Regions from separate parts of the Homo sapiens genome. Here region 2 is linked to region 1. A link is an interaction called in ENCODE POLR2A ChIA-PET data of the cell type or tissue named here. Cell type or tissue: PC-9. All regions are shown on one strand. Each heading gives the region's core, and the rest is flanking DNA. Links, peaks and the distances in the headings are about the cores only.

Region 1 (12,387 bases), core at 1,482-9,481:
AGGATTAGGACTTTGGAGTGAGAACTTGTATTAGTTATCCACAGCTACATAAAACACTTCTCCCACATTAAAAAAAAAATAGTTAAAAAACTGCTTTTTTTTTCTTTTTCTTTTTTTTTTTTTTTTGAGACCAAGTCTCACTCAGTTGCCCAGGCTGGAGTGCAATGGTGCAATCTCAGCTCACTGAAACCTCCACCTCCCGGGTTCAAGCAATTCTCCCACCTCAGCCTCCTGAGTAGCTGGGATTACAGGCACCTGCCCTCATGCCTGGCTAATTTTTGTATTTTTGTACAGATGGGGTTTCACTATGTTGGCCAGGCTGGTCTCGAACTCCTGACCTCAGGTGATCCGCCCGTCTCGGCCTCCCAAAGTGCTGAGATTACAGGTGTGAGCCACCGTGCCCAGCCTTGTTTTGTTTTTAACTATGTTGCCCAGGTTGGCCTTGAACTCCTGGACTCAAGCCTCCTGAGTGGCTGTGAGGACAAGCACGTGCCACCAAGCTCGGCTTTTAAAAATCATTTTAAGTGGCTTACAACAATAATACACATTTATTATCTCACAATTCCTGTGAGTCAGGGATGCAGGAGTGATTTAACTGGGTGAATTTGACTTGGGGTCTCTCATGAATTTGCAGTCAAGATGTCAGCTTGGGCTGCAGTCATCTGCATGGGGCTGGAGGATCTGTTTCCAAGGGGCCCCACTCACAAGGCTGACAAATTAGCACTGGTTGCATTGGTTGTGGGCAGAAGGCTTTAGTTCTTCACGGGCTGTTGGCAGGTGGCTTTGGATCCTCACCAGGAGGGACTCTGTATGGGGCTGCTTGTGCATCCTCACAACATGGCAGCCAACTTCCTCCTGAGTGAATGATCCAGGAGAGATCAAGGTAGAAACTGCAATGCCTTTTATGACCTCACCTCAGAAGTCACACATCATCATTTCCACAATGTCACAGTGGTTATACAAGTGAGTCCTGTTCAGCGTGGGAGGAAATAACACAAGAGGCAAAGATCACTCGGGACCACCTTGTATATTGGCTACCACAGAACCCAACACAAGCAGTAAGTTAAAATCATGAAGCTCCTGACGTCAGAGGACATGGCTCTGCCATTTGTTAGGTAGGGATCCTGTTAAAGGCTCAGCTTCCTCATCTGGAAATGGAAATATAGGCCTTGCCTGGTTTGCTGTAATGGGTCGTGATGAGGACCAAACTACAAAGAGTGGTACAGATGTTAATTACAATGATTTTTCCTATGCCACCCATGGAAACAAAAATAGCAAGATAGAGAAGGCTAAATCCCAGTTTTTTTTGACTGCTATTCAGCAAAGCCTAGGAGACTTTCATGACACCTGGAGAGGCGGCCGTAGTGTATGTGTAAGAGTACCGGTTCCAGAGTGGGGCTCCCCGAGCTCAGCCCCACCACTTACCAACAGCGGACCTTGGGCCAGATGCTGAAGCCCTTTGTGCCTTGGTTTCCTGACCTATTACTGTGGAAATGATGACAGTACCCTCCTCATGGCATCGTGAGAATTAAATTAGCTAATTCAGGTGAAGCATTTAGAAGAGGACCTCCTGACACTTAATAACTGCTTGATATAAATAATAGCTTCTGCTACAGAGTGGCCATGAAGTCTGGACATGTAGATATTATATTATCATGCATCATAAGGTAATACCAACAAACCATTTATTATATATTCACCTGTTTCCAGATTTAATAGCCAACCTATATTAGTGCTCTGGTCCTAAATGTCCATGCAGTTTACTGTGCTCTTTGGTTGTATCTCTAATCCAGGTAGTTGATCTGGTGTGAGATTCCAACCTCGTGTGAGAGAGGAGAAGACCTTCATTACACTAATTCATGCTGGCCCAGCCTCCAGGCCACCCCAGATGTGAGGTGCTGTTAACACTGCTCTCAGGTGCATTGCTCAGCCCAGTGGGACCTTTTATGACACCAGCACACAGAGTAGAACAGATGTCCCTGTGCTAAGTTGATTTTGCAAACTGCAGTGGCCAGCCCCATAATGGCATAAAGATGTGCTTTACCCCAAAGGGGACAGGGTATTAGAAAACAGTTGAAAAGGCTTCTGAACAACATGTGAGGGTGCCCGGGAGAGGAATGCTCCAGATAGGGAAGGTCTGGGGCTGCAGAGATGTAGCCCATGTTAATAAGACACGTAACTCTGAGCACGTAAAACTCTTGAGCCTAGAAACTGGTAGCACTGATGGCGTTTAAATTACGTTATGAAACAACTCTTTGAAAATAATTTAACAGTTTCTATAAATACCCAGCTCTCTGGTTTGTGTAAAGGCCTTTTTTTTTTCTTTTCTTTCTTTCTTTTTTTTTTTTTTTTTGAGACAGAGTCTTGCTCTGTCACCCAGGCTGGAGTGCAATGGCATGATCTCGGCTCACTGCAACCTCTGCCTCCTGGGTTCAAGTGATTCTCCTATCTCAGCCTCCCAAGCAACTGAGATTACAGGCGCCTGCCACCACGCCCAACTAATTTTTTGTGTGGTTTTTTTTTTGTATTTTTAGTAGGGACGGGGTTTCGCCATGTTGGCCAGCCTGGTCTCGAACTCCTGACCTCAGGTGATCCATCCGCTTCGGCCTCCCAAAGTGGTGGGATCACAGGTGCAAGCCACCGTGCCCAGGCTGCTATCTTATTTTCAAGAATTTGACTCACGTCTTTCTGAAGAACATCTATCACTTAGAATGGCTTTCCCAAAATATGTTTTTAGAACACTAATCCCATGGAATGTTACGGGCATGGCATTAAAAAAGGTTTCAGTGATCAAATGAACTTGGGAAACACTGGGTCAAATATTCTTGAAGATGTTTCTTTTTAAAAGAAATTGTCAGAGCCTTTCATATGCTAATATGTCTCATGATTCTCTATGAGTGATAAAATCTATAGTTTCCCCTACATTTATTTAACCACAAACCCTGTTTTTGGAAGAATATATTTCAGAATAAGTATTCAGTGGAATCTAGATATAGGAAAGTGTAGACCCAATAATTGGAAACCTATTGTTTAGTCCGCCCAGTCCGCCTGGCACATCCACTTTTTCCGATAGCACCGTCTCTTCTTCCAAGAACTGCTCCCAGCTCATTCCTGTGGTCTCCAAGGGAACTGGTGTTTTCTTCTGTGTGCCATCCCTTGGCCAAAGTGACCCACCTCCCAGCCACTAAGTCCCTTCCCTGGAAATTTTGAATTTGGGACCAATAATTCTTTTTCTGGTGGTTGAGGCTGCGAGACACAAAACCTAGGCCGAACGCAGTGCTCACGCCTGTAATCCCAGCACTTTGGGAGGCCAAGGCAGGCAGATCACATGAGGTCAGGAGTTCAAGACCAGCCTGGCCAACATGGTGAAACCCCGTCTGTGCTAAAAATACAAAATTTAGCCACGTGTGGTGGTGTGCGCCTGTAATTCCAGCTACTCAGGAGGCTGAGGCAGAAGAATCATTTGAACATGGGAGGCGGAGGTTGCAGTGAGCCGAGATTGCACCACCGCACTCCAGCCTGGGTGACAGAGCAAGACTCCTTAGGCCACTGGGACAGTAGAAGATGTATTATCTAAATTGCCTTAGTTTGAAAGCAACAACGACAGAAAAATAACACTCTGGCTGATTTAAGCAAAACAAAAAGAAATTTGCCGGAAGGATACTGGGGCCAAAGGGCTGTCTCCTGTTGGGCAGGTTGTGCACTGCACAATTCAGGTGGTGGGAGAAGTGCTCACTTTTTCATCTATGTAGAATTGCACCTCCTAAAGTTGCACCGTACACTGCCTATAACACCATATGCAGTAGTCCTGCAGGAGTGTCTCACAGAAGTGTTTCTCAAACTCTCTGTGCTGAAGGACCAAGTTTTTAGTGTTAATGTTATTATTCAAATCCATTGTAGATCAAGACTTTGGTAAATCAAATACGAATTACTTGAAAGACAAAATTTCACTTGATATCCCAGCAATTGTTCTAAAAGTGACTAAGCACTCAGTTTCTGAACTGACCTCACTATGAACTAGTAACTCATCATTTGGGAAAGGGAACTGGTCCACAGACCACATTTGGAGAAGCACTCACAGATTGTCCAAACTCCACAAAGGTGCGGAGGGAATTAGGTGCCCAGAACAACTAGAACGAGGCCATGAAATACATCTGGATTCTCCATTTTCCATATGTTTTTCTGTCTGCCTCTTGTACTCTTAAACCTCATGGCAGAATGGCTTTCTCTGGGCTGTAGAAAACACGACCAACAGCTCTTTAGGTTTTGTGTCTTTTTTGTTTTTGAGATGGGTTCTAGCAATTCTCCTGCCTCAGCCTCCCAAGTAGCTGGGACTACAGATGCATGCTGCCATGCTCGGCCAATTTTCTTTGTATTTTAATAGAGACGGGGTTTCACCTTGTTGCCCAGGCTGGTCTCAAACTCCTGGGCTCAGACAATCCACCCGCCTCAGCCTCCCAAAGTGCTAGGATTATAGGCATGAGCCACGGCGCCCAGCCCAGTGGCCTATTTCAACTGTCTTTACTATAAGGGACCTGGATTTAGAGTCTGACTTTCCCACGGTATGATTCATCCATTTTGCTGTCTTCTTAGTTCTCATGGAAGGAAGCAACTTAATACACACAGCTTGGGAGGATGCCAGACATTCTTCTCCACCAAACGTGACATTCTGTGGCTGGGCACGCTGGCTATTTAAAGGTTCCCTTCCCACATCTGAGCCCCAGTGTAGAGACATCATGTTTGGCTGACAGGTAGAGGGAGACAGGCTAGGCATATTCTGTACACTTTGTTGGTGGGCCTGTAACATGGTCCTCTTTCTAGAAACCATGTTTAGTAATAGTATCAAAAGCTTTAAAAATGTCTTTTGCCCTTCTAATAATTACACTTTGAGGATCCTCTCTTAGGGAACTGAAAGGCCATCAGAGATTTATGCCCAAATATATCTGCTACAGTTTAACTGTAAAAATAAAAATTAGGCCAGCCTGGGCAACATGGCGAAACTCCATGTTTACAAGAAATACAAAAATCAGCCAGGTGTGGTGGTGTGCACCTGTAGTCCCAGCTACTTGGGAGGCTGAGGTGGGAGGATCATCTGAGCCCAGGGAGGTCGAGGCTGCAGTGAGAGGAGATCGTGCCACTGCACTCCAGCCTGGGTGACAGAGAGAGACCCTGTCTCAAAAATAAATAAATAAATAAAATAAAAATTAGGAATGACCTGAATGTCCAATATATAGGAATAAGTAGATAATAGAAAATGAAGTGAAAGTGATCCCAATTTATTAAAATTATGTTTATAGTGTTTTTAGTAGTATGGAAAAAAATATATATATTAGGGTAAAATATCAGGATACAGTAGATTACATATTTAAGGAAAAAACACTAAGAAAAAAGACTGGCAAGAAATAGGCTAAAATGTTCATAGTGGATGTCTCTGAGTAGTGCTACTTAAGGTGATTAACATAATTTAAAAAATATTTGTATGAACTTTCTAAATTTTGTTTTTGTTTTTTTTTTTGAGACAGAGTCTCACTCTGTTGCCCAGGCTGGAGTGCAGTGGTGCGATCTTGGCTCACTGCAACCTCTGCCTCCTGGGTTCAAGCAATTATCCTGCCTCAGCCTCCAGAGTAGCTGGGATTACAGGCGCTCGCCACCATGCCTGGCTAATTTTTGTATTTTTAGTAGAGATGGGGTTTCACCATGTTGGTCAGGCTGGTCTCGAACTCCTGACCTCAAGCAATCAGCTTGCCTCAGCCTCCCAAAGCGCTGGGATTACAGGTGTGAGCCACTGTGCCTAGCCCTAAAATTTGTATAAGGAGAACATATTACTTTGATAATCAGGGAAAATGACATTAAATATTTTAAAAAGGGGAAAAAAAGATAGGGCAGTTGCCTATTTTAGGTTGGGCCCCAAAACGAAGCTGGCGGGTCACTCGGGGGTTAGGTCTAGGCTTCAGGCTCAGCAGTTTGATTTCCTTGGCTCCTTGAGCAGATCTGGGCCAGGATCCCTGGCTCGTGCTCACAAGCAGACACAGAGCCCAACTCAGTGTGGGCTCTCGTGCATGCGTTGAGTGCCTGCGATTATCAACTCCCATTTCAACAGGTTACATTGTTTTTCTTTCCTCTTAAAAAAATTGGTTTTTAACATGCCCAGGGTAAAACCTCTGAAGTGGGTAGCATTTTCTGATTCCATCCTAGATCTGGGGAAATCCCTGTGATAGCAAAGAATAGGCAAAGTGGCTGAAAAGAAAATGGGTCATAAGGCTGAGGCTATGCATTCCCCACAACCCAGAAATTCCACTCCCAGATATGTAACCTGGGCAGACCCATACATGTGCATGAATATTCATTATGGCATTTCTTTGTAACAGTGAAAAATTGGAAACAACACCAAAATAAATGAACTCCCATTAGCATGGAGGAATCCCACGTCAAAAGTATTGAGCAAAAAAACAGCAAATAACAGTTTGATTCCATTAATATTAATATTATATTTATTTGCTATTATATTTCATGTTATCTATTTATTATTATACAAGATATTATAATTTATTAATATTATATTAGTTTATAATTTATTAATATTATATTAGCTTATACTATGTTAATATTATTTACAATGATTCTATTAAGTTAAACATGTGCTCGAATACCATTGATTATTTATGGATATCCACATATGTGGTAAAAGTAAAAAGTCATGTATGAGAATAATCAACGTGGAATTCCCGAGAGCGGTTGCCTCTGGGCATAGAGGGAGGGAAATGAAACGAGGGAGTGGTCCATGGAGAGTTCAATGGTATCTGTGAGGTTTGTGTCTTAAAAAAAATATGTGAAGCGAATATGGAAAAGAATGTTAAGACTTGACAAAGTCTGGTGGTGGGTACATGTAATTCCCTAGACTCTGCATTCTTGGAATATTCCATAATAAAAAATAAATAAAGTTAAAAAATGGAAAGTAGGACACCAACTCAGAAAGTGCATGAGACGGGCGGAGAAGACACAGGGGAGGAGTGGGCTGGTGGGCCCTTCTGGTGTGAATCTGGACATGGTGACATGGGGCGTGGAGGGCACCTGGGCACCAGAGCTGACTTGTGGGGTGCGTGTGCCCAGCCCTGCTAACCACAACATGCGATGCCTCTTTCCCTTCTTTTTCTGGCTGTACTTCTTAGACCTGCGGTCTGCTGGGAATTGAAAGTCTCAGCAGCAAGGCTTTGGTGCTGGACCATCTTGTTCTGAGGTGTGCTGCCTGCCCTAAGTACCTCCCTGGGTGGCTCCAGCCTTTGTACTCCAGGGCTGATGTAAGAACAGCACAAGTTCATGCTCACCTCCCACGAAGGGATGGAGGAAGCTTTGGGGCCTGGAGATCCTGATTTTATTTTACTTCCTCAGGCTTTACTAAGTGCTCAGATAATTCATGGAAGTCTCCACTGTCCTGGTCATATGCGCTTATTAATCTGCCTGGTCTCGTCCTTTTTATTCTTAATAACAACGTGTCCAGTTCAGTTCTATGTCAACATTCCAAGAAAATCCAGACTGAGCCTCCTCCTCACCAGTGCTCCTGTCTAGTCCTGGAGGCAGGGGACCTGCTCTGGAATCTCAGCTCATGCAGCAAGTACCCGGATGACTTTAGGCAAATCATGTCACCTCGCTAGATCTCCCTCTCTTCCTCTGGTACATGGGGCATCCATACCTGCCTCACCAGGTTGGTATGATGTCATGGTTGCATAATGTATCATTTGTCACAGTTCCAAGCGCGCTGTCTGCATGAGAACTGGCAGACTGAGTTTGCCTAGCACAGACACAAAGCATTGATTTACCTTTCCCTAGGGTCAGATTTGGCACTCAGCATTGCAGGCCTTTCAGATTCTGGTTGTCTCTTTCTTCTCACCAAGCTACCCTTCCTCCTCCTTCCTTCACTCCCAGCCGTTCTTTCCCAAGTTACCTCTCTCAGATTCCTGCAGAAAAGCCTGAGTGCCAGCCTCCAGCTCTGGATAAGATTCTCCAAGAGTGGTTCTCAATCTTGCAGAAACTCAGAATCTCCTAGGAGCTCAAAACAACACCACCAACAACAACAACACCTCTTCTCCAAGCCGCAGACTCAGGAAATGTGATTCATTCAATCTGCCTGGGGTGGTCTAGGCATAGTACTTTCTTTACCTTCTATCGCATTAGGTGAGCCTACTGTCTGTACTAAGATTCTGATCTGTAAACACCAGACTTTCCTCTTGGGCTCCTGAGGAGCTCCCCCACCATCCTAACAATGGGAAGGAGCTATCACACCTTCATTTTTTCGGTTTCTCAAATTCTTTCCCAAGCCACCGCCCGGTGCAGTGGCTCACGCCTGTAATCCCAGCACTTTGGGAACTCAGGCAGGAGGATTGCTTAAGGCCAGGAGTTCAAGACCAGCCTGGCTAACGTAATGAGACTCTGTCTCTATTAAAAAAGTAAGAGAAAACGTTTAAAAAGAAAACATTTAATAATTTGCATGTTTTTCACAAAGTTCTTCCCTAATTTTACCTTGGATAACTTGTGTGGTAGGCAGAACAGAAATAACCTCCAGGCTGTCTCAAAGGGTGAAATGGCTTTTCCTCCCAGGGCCCATATGTGCTTCTGATCTGCTTGTCCTGGGACCTAGTTGCCCTCCTGCCTGTGGAGCTCACTCTTACCACAGATCTGAAATAAACAGCCCAAATTAAACCCAGCTACATAAAGCCATCATCTTAGACTGTGAAGAATTTGTATTTAAGGGATATTTCCTATTTATTTTGGGCTTGTGTCTCCTAAGACATTGATGCTGAGTGTGGCTAAAGATTTTGAGCAGGCCCTGGCGTGTGGTCCTTGAAGGCACTGCAGGCTCGAGGGTCCCTCTGGAATCTTCCACCTTAGCCACGTCCTCCTCTCTGCGGCTCCTCCTGGCTCAGTGGGCTCCCCCGTTGTGCATGACACAGCAAGCCTCTGAGGCTCGGACTCTCTTGGGCTGCTTCTCCCTATTCCAGGTACAGACTCCAGGCTAATGGAGGATCTGGAGCCTAAAGAGCGGAAGAGACTTACCCCAAATCACACAGCTGTGGTCACAGCAATTGAAAATGGTGTGGCGGGAGGGGCAGTGCTTGGAACTCTTGGCTTTGGTTCACACTTGTCTAGAGGCCTAGGCTAGGAGGTTGGGTCTGGAGCCACATACTTATCTCAACAGCATTTAGCTTTCAATGAGCAGCATGGCTAAAGTCTTACTTCTAGTTAAATAAGGTGGTGACACCCTGGAAGTTTCCACAAGCCTCTGGCTAAGAACTGGTTATAAAAGGTAAAGCAGAGGCTCATTTCCAGTTGAATACTCATCCCAGGATGGGAATAGAGGCATCTTAGACAGAAAGGGGAAACAGAAGTACCAAGGAAGTTTGGCTGAAATTTGGGGAAGATACTGACAAATTGAGTATAACTGACTATATATATTTTGATATTTGGTTAAACTTTTGATGGGTTGGTACAATTTCATTCTTTGCTTCCCTACTCCTGCAAAACAACTTTTTATATAGCATGTTCTGATGTCTTACACCATTTGAGCTTCACAACACCCATAGTTGAGGTGATCATTGCTGTTTTATGGATAAGGGATCTGAGGGTCAGAGAGGGGCTGGCTTCTGCTCGGGGTCGTGGCTGAGTTGTCGGAGAAGCTGGGACTAGCTGTGGCTCTCTCCTCTCTAGCATCCTGCCTCTAGTTGTTCAGCTTTGGACCAACTAGGTTTTCACTTCAGCGTGACACATCGGTGTGGTGAGTTTCAGAGCAAGGATTTACAAAAGGGGATACTGTTATACTGGACCCCTGTTAATGTCAACAGGGACAGCACCAGGCTTGACAAGCCAAAAAAGAGACCCAGAACCAGCGAATGAGACACATGGTTTTATTAGGGGGAATTACACACAAGGATGGTGCAGTGGCGGCAGGCTGAACAGAACTGCCACAGCCTCCAGAAAGCGTGCAGTTAACACAACATTTTTACCTCATATGCTCCCCTTAATGACCTCCACCTGGCAACCTCCATTTAACCCAAAACAAAGAGCTTCAGTCCCCTGTATGGTCCACCTTCGATTGGATGGCTGGGGGCTCAGATGTTCCTCATAGGTAAGGAATGACTCTCTGGGTTGGCCACACTCAGAACTCTGAACACATATTCAAGTGTATCTGCCATACAGAGCCATTCTCTGTGTATGCTTAAGAAGTTATTGCTATCAGGCATGTCTACCATACAAAGGTGTGTCTACCATACAAGGGGCTTGGAAGGGGTCTTGGGAAGAAAAATATGAGTTCAATATGGTGCCTGCAGAATTGGCAAATACGTGACTCCAGTAAAACCACCCAGGGCAGACATCAGTAATCTATCAGGACATTCCTTCCCATTAAGCCTGAACATGGCTTCTTAAGACTCTGATCCAGGCAGCCATGAACGTTCAGCAGAGCGGGAACTCCTGTTAATGAGGCCTAGCCTTACTGAATGCCTGCTATGTGCCAGGCACTTGCTACCTTCACTATCGCAGTACTTCTGCGTAACTCCAAGCAGCAGGCACTGTTAACCTCATTTTACAGATGAGCAAACAGGCTTAGAGAAGTTTCTATCTTGTCTCTCCAGAATGAATCTAAGATTTGAACCTAGGCAGTACAACTCCAGAGGGACAGCTTTGTTTTCAGCTCTTTGTTGCCTTCCACCCCTGATCTGCTACTACTGCCTGCTGCCTTTCTAGGTGCAGAGTCAATGTGACTTGAGGGCGAGAATGAGTTCACATCTCCTGGCTGCTCCTCTAGCTCCCCTAATGGTACACAGCCAATGGTCACAGGCCTCATTTCACAGAAGGAAGCACAGATGGGCTGTGACATTCCAAGGAAACAGCTTAAATGACGGGAAGAAATGGAAATGGGAATAGTTAATTTCCCAACCCAGACCTCTAGGTCAGCCCAGGGACCCCAGGGACTGGGGAAGTTTTAAAAAATGCCTCTTCTTGTTCCTCAAAGCCTAACATGGTTTAATTTTGCAAATACACCTAGGGCCTGGGTCTGAAGAGTAACACAAGCAATAGCTCTGCCTAAAACCTATCTTGGATTTTGTACAAGAAAGTTGTGAAGAAGTAAGAGTGACTGGTGTTAAATGATCATCTCATAGGAATTACTACAGAATTTGACCATCAGCCTGGGCTCCTTTTTGTGCTTCCTGGGACCATCTAAATTAGTAGTTACAACGTTAAGTTACAATGCTAAATTGGAAAAATAAAAGGAGTTTTCAGTTGTGTGTGTGTGTGTGTGTGTGTGTGTGTGTGTGATAATCTATCAAGCTTCTTTAGGAGAAAAACATTAGTTGATTACATTTATTTATTTATTTATTTAGAGATGGAGTCTTGCTCTGTCTCCCAGGCTGGAGTGCAGTGGTGTAATCTCGGCTCACTGCAACCTCTGCCTCCCGGGTTCAAGTGATTCTCCTGCCTCAGCCTCGGAGTAGCTGGGACCACAGGTGCGCACTAACATATCCAGCTAATTTTTGTAGTTGTAGTAAAGATGAGGTTTCACCATGTTGTTCAGGCTAGTCTCGAACTCCTGGCCTCAAGTGGATCTGCCTGCCTTGGCCTCTCAAAGTGTGTGAGCCACCCCGCCTGGCTGATTACACTTTAAATACTATGTTTGCTGTTTCTAAACAGGCATAAAATGGGCTTACTGTTAAAAATGTGGAATCAAATCTGAAAAAAACCCACAAGGATAGTGTCTTTTTCATCTCTGTTGGTCTTAAAAACATTAAAAACGACAACCTAATTAGCTACGTCATTTTCTTTTGACTGTGGGCAGGTGGCTTTCTTTCTGGTATTCTAGAGAAGGATTAAGGATCTAAATAGATTTGCAGATAGACTGGTACAAATGTCTCCATTGTCTGCCTCCTAGGGATGGAGATCAAGAATCCCTACAGGTGGTTTATGAGGTGTACCGGTTTGAATATAACCCCACAAGATCAATATCCTCCTGGAAGCTGTGAATGTGACCTTCCTTGGAAATAGGGCCTTTACATATGCAATCAAGTGAAGATGAGGTGATATAGGATTAGGGTAGATAGACCCTAAATGAAAAGCTTGGTGTCCCTATAAGGAGAGAGAGACACAGGGGAAAAGGCCATGTGATAACACACAGGCAGGGATTGGAGTGATGCAGCTACAAGCCCAGGGGAGACAAGGATCCATGGCCACCACCAGAAGCTGGGAAGAGCCAGGGAAAGGATTCTCCCCTAGAGACTTCAGAGGCAGCATGGCCCTGCTGACACCTTGATTTTGGACTTCCAGCCTCCAGAAGTGAATAGATTTCAGAACAGAATAGATTTCGATTATTTTCAGGCACCAAGTTTGTGGTACTTTGTT
Region 2 (12,387 bases), core at 2,059-10,058, 86 kb before region 1:
TGCCCACAAGGTGTTAACATTCCACCTCAGGACCGGGCAGCAACCGGGAAAATAAAGGGGCACATTTCAGGTTGTTACAAATGATCTGAAGAAAATAAAGCAGAGTGAGGGGACACAGTGGTGGGGCTGGCCTGGGGGCTGTTTTAGGTGGGGTGGTGTTATGAGTTGCAATGTGTGCCCCCAAAAGATGTTGAAGTCCCTAGGCCGGGCGTGGTGGCTCAAACCTGTGAGGCCAAACACTCTGGGAGGCCAAGGCGGGCAGATCACTTGAGGTCAGTAGTTCGAGACCAGCCTGGCCAACATGGTGCACTCTCGTCTCTACTAAAAATACAAAAATTAGCCGGGCGTGGTGGCGTGTGCCTGTAATCCCAGCTACTTGGGAGGCTGAGGCACAGAATCACTGGAACCCGGGAGGCAGAGGTTGCAGTCAGCCGAGATTGCATCATGCACTCCAGTCTGGGCAACAGAGCGAGACTCTGTCTCAAAAAAAAAAAAAAAAAAGATGTTGAAGTCCCAACCCCCAGTGTCTGTGAATGCGGCCTTATTTGGAAATAGGGTCTTTGTGGATGATCACGTCAAGATGAGGTCATTAGGATGAGTCCCATTCCAATGTCCTTATAAAAAGGAGCAAGTCGGACACAGAAAGGTACGGAGGGAAGGCCACGAGAAACCCAGGGTTACCACAAGCCAAGGGGCTACCCGAACCTGGGAGAGGAGCGAGGCCTGGAACAGATCCTTCCCTGGCGCCTGCAGAGGGAGCATGGCCCTGCCGGCACCTTGCTCTCAGACTTCTGACCTCTGGCACCGAGACAATAAACTTCTGTTGTTGAAAGTTAGTGGCACTTTGTTACGACAGCCCTAGGGAGCTACTACCGGCGGTCAGGGCACGGTGCCAGCTTCTTCAAAGGCCTTCATGCAATGTGGTCTCCCAGCTCTGACACCACCCTGGAGAGCCACCCCGGTGGGCTGCTGAGCTGAGCCCAGTGCTCACCACTCTCCCCTCCATTAATCTAAAGACAGGACACCTGCTGATGAGGCCCAGGCCCTGCGAGGCTTCTGGCAGTCACAGCACAGAATGCAGCTTCACTGACTTCACCAACAACCGCGAACAACCCTCCAGCCCTGAATCCTGTTCCCCTGGAGCTGCTATTCAACCAAGATGCTCCTGGGCAAGTAATTTTTTTTTTTTTTTTTAGATGGAGTAGTGCTCAGTCACCTAGGATGGAGTGCAGCAGCACGATCTCGGCTCACTGCAACCCCCACCTCCTGGATTCAAGTGATCCATCCTGCCTCCACAGTAGCTGGGATTACAGGCACCCGCCACCACGCCTGGCTAGTTTTTGTATTTTTAGTAGAGACGGGGTTTCAGCATGTTGGCCAGGATGGCCTTGAACTCCTGACCTCAGGTGATCCACCTGCCTCGGCCTCCCAAAGTGCTGGCATTACAGGCATGAGCCACCGCACCCAGCTGATTCTTTTCAGACTAAATGGGCCTATGACTTGCCATGGAGTTGGGTTTGCCCACTGTTCTGTCAGTGAGACAGGAACAGTTGTCTCAGAGTCGTCTGCAGAGGAAACTTGGCAGAGCAGCGGTCACACGTCCACAGTGTCTTGCTGTTTCTCAGGCGCTTTCGCACGTGGGGGCTTTTCCTGTGTGCTCTCCTCTGCCGATGGCCTTTCCCTAGCCTGTGTCCTCAAATTCACGCTCCCTTCTGAGGTAACGTGACGCCTCCCCACCACCCCACGGTCTGGCAGTGTAAACAGTTTTCACCCTTGCTCATTTGAAGAGCGTAGGAGCCTTCTCTCTCTTCTGAAACCCCAAACATTTGTTTCTATCTTTCTTGAAGCGTGAGGAGATGCTGCTTCACATTCCCGTGTCTTCCATGAGACTGAGCTCCCGGAGGGCAAGCGCTCGCCCCTGCTCACATCTTACCCCCCCCAGCACTGGCCGACACAGGGCCTCCCTCAACGTGGATGCCTGGAGAATGCCTGCCCATAAGACACTCTTTTTTTTTTTTTTTTTTTTAGACGGAGTTTCCCTCTTGTCGCCCAGGCTGGAGTGCAGTGGCACAATCTCGGCTCACTGCAACCTCTGCCTCCTGGGTTCAAGCGATTCTCCACCTCAGCCTCCAGAGTAGCTGGGATTACAAGCATGCACCACCATGCCTGGCTAATTTTTGTATTTTAGTAGAGACAGGGTTTCACCGTGTTGGTCAGGCTAGTCTCCAACTCCTGACCTCAAGCGACCCGCCCCGCCTCGGCCTCGCAAAGTGCTGGGATTCCAGGCGTGAGCCCCCGCGCCCGGCCTAAGACACTCTTGATCTACACAGAACCTCACACCTGGCTGCCTGTCCGGTGTCAAATCTCCTTCTCTTATGGGTTCAGCCTCAGGGGCTTCTTCCTCAGAGCCTGCTTTTCATTTGCTATAGGAAATGGGGAAGAACACACGGGCTTTCCCCGAGAGGCTCCCGCCGTCCTCAGGACGCCCTGGGTTGGCTGCCCACTCTCCACACACACCCCCTCCTTGCTGTCATACACACTAACGCTCTTCAGGAAAAGCTGAGCCCATGTCCATGCACCCACGGTGACGCCACACCTCCGCCCCATGACCCTCTCAGGATGCTCCCAGATGCCCTGAGACTGTCATGTGACCCACAGTCCCATCCCCACCCCCGGCCTCACAATTCTGGAGAGAGGGGGGATCCGAGAAGCCCAGGAGCCAAAGGCAGCAACGCTACCCAGCAGGTAGCCGAGGATCTCAGTATTTTCCTGCAAGAACGAACAGGTGATCCACCATCAGTACTCTGCAGAGACTGCCCATGTGCCCCAAGAAACAGCCAAAGCTCAGGAGTCCTTTTCTGCTTTTAGAGGGTTCTTCCAACAAAGGAAGGCTTAACCCCACTCCCCTAGCCCCGGCCTCATCCCACCCTGGGCATTTGGCAGGACATGCAGTACCCCGAGTCCTCCCCACGGTGGCCCAGCCTCACCTGCAGCAGGCTCGCTAGCAGCCTCCGCTGTGGCCCCCGGATGGTGGCTGAAGCCTTCGGGACAGCAACCCACAGAGCCCAGCACGGGCCCAGGCTCAGCGGCAGGGCCAGGGCAAACACACTGGCCCTGAGCTGCCGCCTCCTCTTCCTCTCTCGGGCTTCCCGATCTGCAACAGACACCAAAATCCCACATGGCTCCTGGAAGCCAGACCTTGTCAGATCAGATAGCTGCGTGGGAAGAACTGGTGTCAGCTCCCCACATGATGCTGAAGCGGGTTCCCACATTATTCTGCAGGCCAGCTCCTCCCCACCCTTCAGGGCCCTGTAGTTGTGCCACCTCTTCAAGGAGTCTTTCCTCTCCACCACTGACTGCACACCCCACCCCCATAACGTGCTGCCCTCCTTCCTCAGGCAGAGATGACATTATCTTCTCTCTATGCATCTGCGTGCAGACAGCAGTGCCTCTTCTGGACTAGAGCGCCTAAGGATAAGGCACCATCCTCTGGTGGTTTCTACAATCTCCACAGAGCAGAACCGGTACAAGTGTGGTACAAGCATCGACCCGTGAATCAGCGATGGCACCAGCGGGAACTGTGCGCGGGACAAACAGCAATGAGCAGTGTCTTTGTCCCTGAACTGTAAGATAGGCACTCCTCTGAGCAATTCTGTTTATTTTTTCTTTTTGAGATGAGGTCTCATTAGGTTGCCCAGGCTGGACTTGAACTCCTGGGCTCAAGCGATCTCCCACCTTGGCCTCATGAGTGGCTGGGATTCCGGGTGTAAGCCACTGCCCAGCTCTCTCCTGAGAAACTCTAAGAAGAGCATTTCTCTTCTGGGCAGCATTGAGCCGCTGAGGGCATGCTTCACTACACACTGCTGCAGCACCCCCTCTGATTCATTTATTATTTTTGAGACAGGGTCTCGCTGTCACCCAGGCTGGAGTGCAGTGGCACAATCACAGCTCACTGCAGCCTCCACCTCCTGGGCTCAAGTGATCCTCCCACCTCAGTCTCCCAAACAGCTGGGACCACAGGCATGCACCATCATGCCCAGCTACTTTTTAAAATGTTTGTAGAGATAGGGTCTTGCTATGTTGCCCAGGCTGGCCTCAAACTTTTGGCCTCAAGCAATCTTCCCAACTCAGCCTCCCGAAGTGCTGGGATTACAGGCATGAGCCACCACACCACTTGGTTCATCCCCTTTTTTTTTTTGAGACAGAGTTTTGCTCTTGTTGCCCACGTTGGAGTGCAGTTGTGCGATCTGCAACCTCCAGTTCCCGGGTTTAAGCAATTCTCCTGCTTCAGCCTCCCAAATAGCTGGGATTATAGGTGCATGCCACCACATCCAGCTAATTTTTGTATTTTTTTAGTAGAGACAGGGTTTCACCATGTTGGCCAGGCTGGTCTCGAACTCCTGACCTCAAAATGATCTGCTTGCCTCAGCCTCCCAAAGTGCTGGGATTACAGGTGTGGGCCACCATGCCCGGCCCCCTCATCCCCTCTTTTTGAACAAGGGCCCAAGCACATGGCTGACCCTTCTCAAGAAGCCGCAACCACAGACACTCGGGGCCACTCATCCTGGCCCAGTCATTTCCGACCCCTGCTGTGCCTGTGGTGGTGCCCTGTGCCCATTCCTGGCATCCACTTCCAGTAGCTGTGAAGCTTCGCTTGACCACCCCGAACTTGCACACTAAGCTATCACTGCTCATGCCCATGCCCTGCTCCACACCTCCTCCTAGCCTTTGCCCATGCTGCTCTGTGTGCCTGGAGTGCCCTGCCTGTGGCCCCAGCTCTAGTGCCCCATGCTTCCTTGACACCAGCAGCCCTTCCCTCCCTCTGGCTGCCCACAGTGTGCACACACCTCCAAGCTGGCAGCCCTAATGAGACACTCTCCTTCTTTTTTGGGGGGGGGGGGTTGTTTTTGTTTTTTGTTTTTTTTGAGACGGAGTCTCGCTCTGTCACCAGGTTTGTTGAGACGGACTCTTGCTCTGTCGCCAGGCTGGAATGCAGTGGTGCGATCTCAGCTCACTGCAACCTCCGCCTCCTGGGTTCAAGCGATTCTCCTGCCTCAGCTTCCCGAGTAGCTGGAATTACAGGCGCACGCCACCACACCCGGCTAGTTTTTGTATTTTCAGTAGAGACAGGGGTTTCACCATGTTGGCCAGGATGGTCTGGATCTCCTGACCTCATGATCTGCCCACCTCAGCCTCCCAAAGTGCTGGGATTCCAGGCGTGAGCCACCGCGCCCAGCCTTTCTCCTTTGTTTGTGCCTGGCTGGGGCCCGCTCTGGGAGTGATAAGGAGTAGGCATTCGGCGTGCTGATGAATGAATGGGTGAATAAAGACAGGAAAAGACAGCCACACACTCACCTGAATTAGACTTGAATTTGGATCCACAGACTGGGAAGAGAATGAACATAAAGTTCACTAAGTCAATAGCTGCTAGGTAGGCACCAGTGAAAACCTGGGAGCAAACGGGAAGAGAGTCTTGGCATTCAAGCATCTTTCCTCAGCCCCTACAGAGTTTGTCATCCGGGACCCTGTATCACATGGGTTACACTGATGCGGTGCTTTCTTACGTACTCCTCCAGGGACACCTCCTGCCAACCCCGGAAAAGTCCATTATCATGTCCACTTGGCTGATGAGGAGATGAGGTGTTTACATGACTGAACCCACGGTATGCAGATGCCCACCAGCAGGGTTGGGATAAGAGCCCAGCCCTCCAGCTCTATTCCACACACTTCCCACTGCGTGAGGCAGTCTCTGCTGTGTACCCTTGGCCCACTGAGCTTCTCTGGCGCTCAGTTTCCCCATCTGTAAAACGAGCAAACTAACAGTGCTTCCCTCAAAGACTGTCAGGAAGGTTACTTGAGACAGTACATGGGCAGTGTTTACACCAGTGTCTATGGGAAAGCAAACTACCTCTAAAGGCACCAGCTCCTCTGATAGTAGAGTTAGCGGTGAAGAACTTGCATTGTGGAGTTTGAATCGCGGAATCTTGGCACTGCTACTTACTAGATGGGTGACCCTTAACCTCTCTATGCTTCAGTCTCTACATCTGTAGAACAGGAATAATGAGGACACTCATGTCATAGGATGCTGGGATTCCAGGAGTCAACACAAAACGGTCTGTAGTGCCAAGTATGTAGTTAAGTTTTTTTTTTTTTTTTTTTTGAGACGGAGTCTCGCTCTGTCACCCAGGCTGGAGTGCAGTGGCGTGATCTCGGCTCACTGCAAGCTCCACCTCCTGGGTTCACGCCATTCTCCTGCCTCAGCCTCCCGAGCAGCTGGGACTTCAGGCGCCTGCCACCACGCCCGGCTAATTTTTTTTTGTATTTTTAGTAGAGACAGGGTAGTTTTTAATAAATATTATTATTGGACTTGAGCTGGGACCTACTGTATTTTTTTTTTTTTGAGACGAAGTCTTGCTGTTGCCCAGGCTGGAGTGCAGTGGCACGATCTCGGCTTACTGCAACCTCCGCCTCCCAGGTTCAAGTGATTCTCCTGCCTCAGCCCGCTGAGTAGCTGGGACTACAGGCACGCGCCACCACGCCCAGCTAGTTTTCTCCATGTTGGCCAGGCTGGTCTTGATCTCCTGACCTCAGGCAATCTGCCCGCCTTAGCCTCCCAAAGTGCTGGGATTGCAGGCATGAACCACTGTGCCCAGCTGGCCCTATTGTATTCTATTAGCTAATGAGAATGGGCACCCAAAATGAAAGGTGATTTGCTTTTGAGACAACACTGCTTGAAGCAGGGTCTAGAATGCTCCAAATCTGTGCTCTGCCAACTGAGCTGCCTTCCTTCATTTCTACCTGGATGGGCATAAGACCAAGACCAGTCCCATGAGGTGCCTCCGCAGGAGGGCACAACAGGTTTTCCTGGGGATATGTGTTTTGGGATAGGAGCCTTCCACACAGGTTTGAGGGCCTACGCTTTTGAGAAACTTGAAACTACTTCTCACTTGCCCCAAAGCCTACACCACTACCTGGGAAAGGACTCAGCCACCCTACATAAGCTGGGGCTGGGTCAAAGCTCTAAATGACTATGTATTGGGCACCTACTAGGAGCCAGGTGCTGTTTTAAGTGATGGGGATACAGCAGTGAACAAATCCTTGCCCTTGTAGAGCTGACACTCTAATGGGAGTTCACATACAAGAAGTAATAAACAGGTCAGGCGTGGTGGCTCAGGCCTGTAATCCTAGCACATTGGGAGGCTGAGGCAGGCAGATTGTCCTGAGGTCAGGAGTTCGAGACCAGCCTGGGCAACATGGTGAAACCCCATCTCTATTAAAAATACAAAAAATTAGCCAGTGTGGTGGCGTGCGCCTGTAATCCCAGTTACTCGGGAGGCTGAGGCAGGAGAATTGCTTGAACCCAGGAGACGGAGGCTGCAGTGAGCCAAGACCAAGTCATTGCATTCCAGCCTGGGCGACAGAGTAAGACTCTGTCTCAAAAAACAAACAAGCAAAAAAAAAAGTCACCTTCTCAATAAGACCTCCCCTGCTTATAATGGTGACCCACCTCTTCCACCAGTGTTCTGGATTCCCTTATTCTAATCTATTTAGAGGCCTGCCTCGGCCTCCCAAAGTGTTGATTACAGTGTGAGCCACTGCTCCTGGCCGTGAGAAGTGACTTTTGAGCAAAGACGTGAAGGACTAAGCAGGCAGCCAAGTGGATATTGGGAACAAGAGCCTCTGAGGGGGGCAGAAGGAACAGCCAGGCACAGGTTCTGAGGTGACACTGTGCTATGCATGTTGCAGCAACAAGACAAAAGCCACCACGGCTGCAGCAGAGAGAAAGGCCAGGCCTCCCTTAGTGCTGGCCTAAGCCACTGTCAGCTGGAGGCCCAACATACCTGGATTGTGAGCTGTCTGGCCAGAAGAGCCCCGACGGTGTCACACAGACTGGTCAGGAGGCAGCACGCAGCACACAGTGCCGACTGGTCCTGTCTGGGTTTCTGTGCACATCTCAGATAGAGAAGCCTGGGGTGACAGGGGTGTGGACAGAACACAGCAACTGTGAGTTTGGACCCAAACGCATGTATCTAAAAAGGGCAACTGTGACCCCGCATCGTCAGGGAGCTCTTTCTGCCCGAGGTATTTAGGACGTGTTTTTGAACTGAGTTTACAGATGGGAACCAATCAGAAGACTCCAGAGCCGCCTGTCCAGATGCCCATGGCAGGAGCTAGACCTCGTGAGATGTGAAGACACCGCCTCTTTGGAGGAAGAGGAATTTTACTTTCCGACTCCAAATCAGGACGGCTCCATTTGATGACCCCCCACCTAGCACTGAAAAAGCAGCCATCGGGTTTTATTTTTTGAAAAGGAAACAGGAGGGTTATAAAAGTAACTCAGGCTGGGTATGGTGGCTCACACCTGTAATCCCAGCAGTTTGGGAGGCCGAGGCAGGAGGATCCTCTGAGGTCAGGAGTTCGAGACCATCCTGGCCAACATGGTGAAACCCCGCCCCTACTAAAAATACAAAAATTAGCCGGGTGTGGTGGCGTGCGCCTGTAATCCCAGCTACTCCGGAGGCTGAGGCAAGAGAATTGCTTGAACCCAGGAGGCAGAGGTTGCAGTGAGCCAAGATCACACCATTGCACTCCAGCCTGGGTGACAAAGCGAGACTCCGTCTCAAAAAAAAAAAAAAGCAACCCAACCACTGCAGATAACTGCAGAGCACAGTTAATTGCCTGAATTAAAAAGACAACTTGTTTCTCTGAAATAAATTCAAACGAAATTCTTCTAAACCATCTGTGAAGTGGGGCAGCCTGGCTTCTGCTGGCCTGTGTCCATGTTCTTTAAACACAGAGCCCTTTTGGCACTTGGAGCTGTCCCTCCCTCAGCGCCCCCACAGCCACTTCTCCCCTTACAGCCCCTCCCCAGTCCATATCCACTGGAGAAGATGCACGGAAGGGCAGGAAGGGGCTGGCTGTTTCTATCAGCGTCACTGATAGGGCCTCTGAAATACGTTGTTGTACATGCCTCCCGAAGGGGCTGGCTGTATCTATCGGCGTCACTGATAGGGCCTCTGAAATACATTGTCGTACATGCCTCCTGAAGGGGCTGGCTGTTTCTATCGGCGTCCCTGATAGGGCCTCTGAAACACGTTGTCGTACCTGCCTCCCGAAGGGGCTGGCTGTTTCCATCGGCGTCACTGACAGGGCCCCTGAAATAATACGCTGTCGTACCTGCCTCCCGGAGGGGCTGGCTGTTTCCATCGGCGTCACTGATAGGGCCCCTGAAATAATACGCTGTCGTACCTGCCTCCCGGAGGGGCTGGCTGTTTCCATCGGCGTCACTGATAGGGCCCCTGAAATAATACGCTGTCGTACCTGCCTCCCGAAGGGGCTGGCTGTTTCCATCGGCGTCACTGATAGGGCCCCTGAAATAATACGCTGTCGTACTGCCTCCCGAAGGGGCTGGCTGTTTCCATCGGCGTCACTGATAGGGCCCCTGAAATAGTATGCTGTCGTACCTGCCTCCAGAAGGGGCTGGCTGTTTCCATCGGCGTCACTGATAGGGTCCCTGAAATAATACGCTGTCGTACCTGCCTCCCGAAGGGGCTGGCTGTTTCCATCGGCGTCACTGATAGGGCCCCTGAAATAATACGCTGTCGTACCTGCTTCCCGAAGGGGCTGGCTGTTTCCATCGGCGTCACTGATAGGGCCCCTGAAATAATACGCTGTCGTACTGCCTCCCGAAGGGGCTGGCTGTTTCCATCGGCGTCACTGATAGGGCCCCTGAAATAGTATGCTGTCGTACCTGCCTCCAGAAGGGGCTGGCTGTTTCCATCGGCGTCACTGATAGGGCCCCTGAAATGATACGCTGTCGTACCTGCCTCCCGAAGGGGCTGGCTGTTTCCGTCGGCATCACTGATAGGGCCCCTGAAATAATACGCTGTCGTACTGCCTCCCGAAGGGGCTGGCTGTTTCCATCGGCGTCACTGATAGGGCCCCTGAAATAGTATGCTGTCGTACCTGCCTCCAGAAGGGGCTGGCTGTTTCCATCGGCGTCACTGATAGGGCCCCTGAAATGATACGCTGTCGTACCTGCCTCCCGAAGGGGCTGGCTGTTTCCATCGGCGTCACTGATAGGGCCCCTGAAATAGTATGCTGTCGTACCTGCCTCCAGAAGGGGCTGGCTGTTTCCATCGGCGTCACTGATAGGGCCCCTGAAATGATACGCTGTCGTACCTGCCTCCCGAAGGGGCTGGCTGTTTCCGTCGGCGTCACTGATGGGGCCTCTGAAATACGTTGTCGCACGTGCCTCCTGGAGGGGCTGGCTGTTTCCGTCGGCATCACTGATAGGGCCTCTGAAATAATACGCTGTCGTACCTGCCTCCCGAAGGGGCTGGCTGTTTCCGTCAGCGTCACTGATGGGGCCTCTGAAATACGTTGTCGCACATGCCTCCTGGAGGGGCTGGCTGTTTCCGTCGGCATCACTGATAGGGCCTCTGAAATAATACGCTGTTGTACCTGCCTCCCGAAGGGGCTGGCTGTTTCCGTCGGCATCACTGATAGGGCCTCTGAAATAATACGTTGTCGCACGTGCCTCCCGAAGGGGCTGGCTGTTTCTATTGGCGTCACCGATAGGGCCTCTGAAATACGTTGTCATACCTGCCTCCCGAAGGGGCTGGCTGTTTCCCTCAGCGTCACTGATAGGGCCTCTGAAATATGTTGTCGTACCTGCCTTCCGAAGGGGCTGGCTGTTTCTATCGGCGTCACTGATAGGGCCTCTGAAATACATTGTCGTACCTGCCTCCTTGCTACATTTCTCTGGAGACACCGAGACAGGGTGGCAGCGCTGGCTTCATTTCCACTCAGCAGAGGGTGGTGCTCATTCCACATCCTTAGGACGATTTAGCTGATTCTGAGCGCCTGTCCTTGGGAATGGTGGATGAGTACAGAGGGCTCTTGGCTTTCTAAACATTTCCTGACCTGCTGGCCCAAGCCTGAAGCTCACAGTGGCAACATCAACTTCAGTCTGGGCCCTGGGCTCCTAAAACCAATTGAAGACCAAGGAGTGGAGATTCTTAAATTGGAGACTCCCAGAGGCGGACCCCAATTAGAAATAATTTATATCAACCCTCCCATTTGAGAGGACAAAACTGAGGCCTCTGGTGAGAAGGTGAGTTAATGGTGGTCTTCTGGCTTCACACGCGGGGGCTTTGCTCCGTACCCTGTTGTTCTCAGCCACTTCCCCAGCTCTTGGGGCCAGGGTGCCAGCTGACCTTAACCCAGCCCACACACCACTCCGAAGACACATTCTTCTAAGAGAAAGGGGAGCAGGGGAGGTTCAGGGATGGCAAGGCCCTGAAAACAAATGGGTATGTCCAGATCCCAGGCAGGGTGAGAAGCAGAGGCTCACTCTTAACCCCTCCAAGGTTGGCAAAGTGCCTAACAGTGCTGGTCTGAGGACAACTGTGAGGAACAAAAGGATAATGCGTGTCCAGCGCCTTGTTAGTTTCCAGCCTCTGATCTGAACAGTTTAATCTCTCTTACCAGCCTGCCCCTTTCCAATAGGATCTGGGGTTTTGGTTCTTTCCTTTCACTCAGACAAGTTATTTAACCTCTCAGAACCTCAGGGTTCCCTACAGAAAGTGGGGGTAACAGCACCTACCTCCTGGTGCTGATATTGTGAGTGGCAGGCATTGAATGAGTTAATGAATGCAACACTGGGCCTACAGTAAATGTTCTAGGCGTCTTTTTATTTGTATTGCAGTACTGGGTAGTGGGGCTGCAGAATCTCTGCAATACGACCAAACGCCTTAGGAGAATATCCACTGAGTGCCTACAGGGAGACAGTTCTAACCTCTCCCAGGGGTGCTGGTCCTTTCTCCCCTGCCAGGGAATGCTTGGGCGGCACCATCCTGAGCACTGCTAGTGGATTTCCATGCCTAGGACAGAGCGGCTGAGGACCTGGAGATTCACTCTTAGAACTTAGGCTACCGTGGGCATCTGGACAAACCAGTCCAGGTGCTGGACAGACCAGGGCAAAGACAGGCCAGCTGGATCATATCACTACCTCCCTTCCCACCTAAGAGGACTTTGGGTAAACTGAGGCCAGAAACATCAAGGGACTTGCCAAGGTCCTAAGAGTTGGTGGCCTAGCTGGAGCAATACAAATGATGTTTAATGAGCATTTACTAAGTGCTTTAACGGTACTGATTCATCGAATCCTCCCATCATCCTATGAGGTATTATCTCCGGTCATAGGAGGCCCAGAGAGGTTCTGGAGCTTGCCCAGGTCACACTGCGAGTCAATGGCGAAGGGCTGACAATAGCACCCAGGGCTCGCGGTGTCCTCGGGGCCCCATCCGCTGCACCACCCAGCCTCCTCCCTTTGGCTCACAGCCCAGCTTCCCTGTGCGTGGGATCCGGAAAGAAGATCCCACTTCA

The links. ChIA-PET counts read pairs that join two places held together with the same protein. Peaks named below come from ENCODE experiments on the same cell type or tissue, not always from the same donor. Only the 100,000 strongest peaks of a DNase experiment are listed, where the experiment ranks them.
Region 2: POLR2A ChIA-PET joins it to region 1 with 25 read pairs; 2 of 35 experiments call an interaction of 5 or more read pairs at or near these places.

The regions. Positions count from the first base shown.
Region 1 is chr3:194,707,481-194,719,867 of GRCh38, forward strand. LINC01968 (long intergenic non-protein coding RNA 1968) reads left to right here and starts at 941. Exons shown (of 4, transcript NR_037891.1): 1 at 941-1,667. The region is part of intron 2 of LOC105374292 (a long non-coding RNA gene); the gene reads left to right. In PC-9, for the core only: a CTCF peak has its summit at 4,948; DNase peaks (open chromatin) are centred at 4,581, 7,731 and 8,151; H3K4me3 peaks cover 612 bases; H3K27ac peaks cover 4,018 bases.
Region 2 is chr3:194,620,542-194,632,928 of GRCh38, forward strand. TMEM44 (transmembrane protein 44) reads right to left here. Exons shown (of 10, transcript NM_001011655.3): 2 at 7,842-7,968; 3 at 5,356-5,449; 4 at 2,988-3,154; 5 at 2,683-2,769. TMEM44-AS2 (TMEM44 antisense RNA 2) reads left to right here and starts at 12,387. Exons shown (of 2, transcript NR_186047.1): 1 at 12,387. RefSeq lists an enhancer at 2,108-2,651. In PC-9, for the core only: no CTCF peak of the experiment used is centred there; no DNase peak of the experiment used is centred there.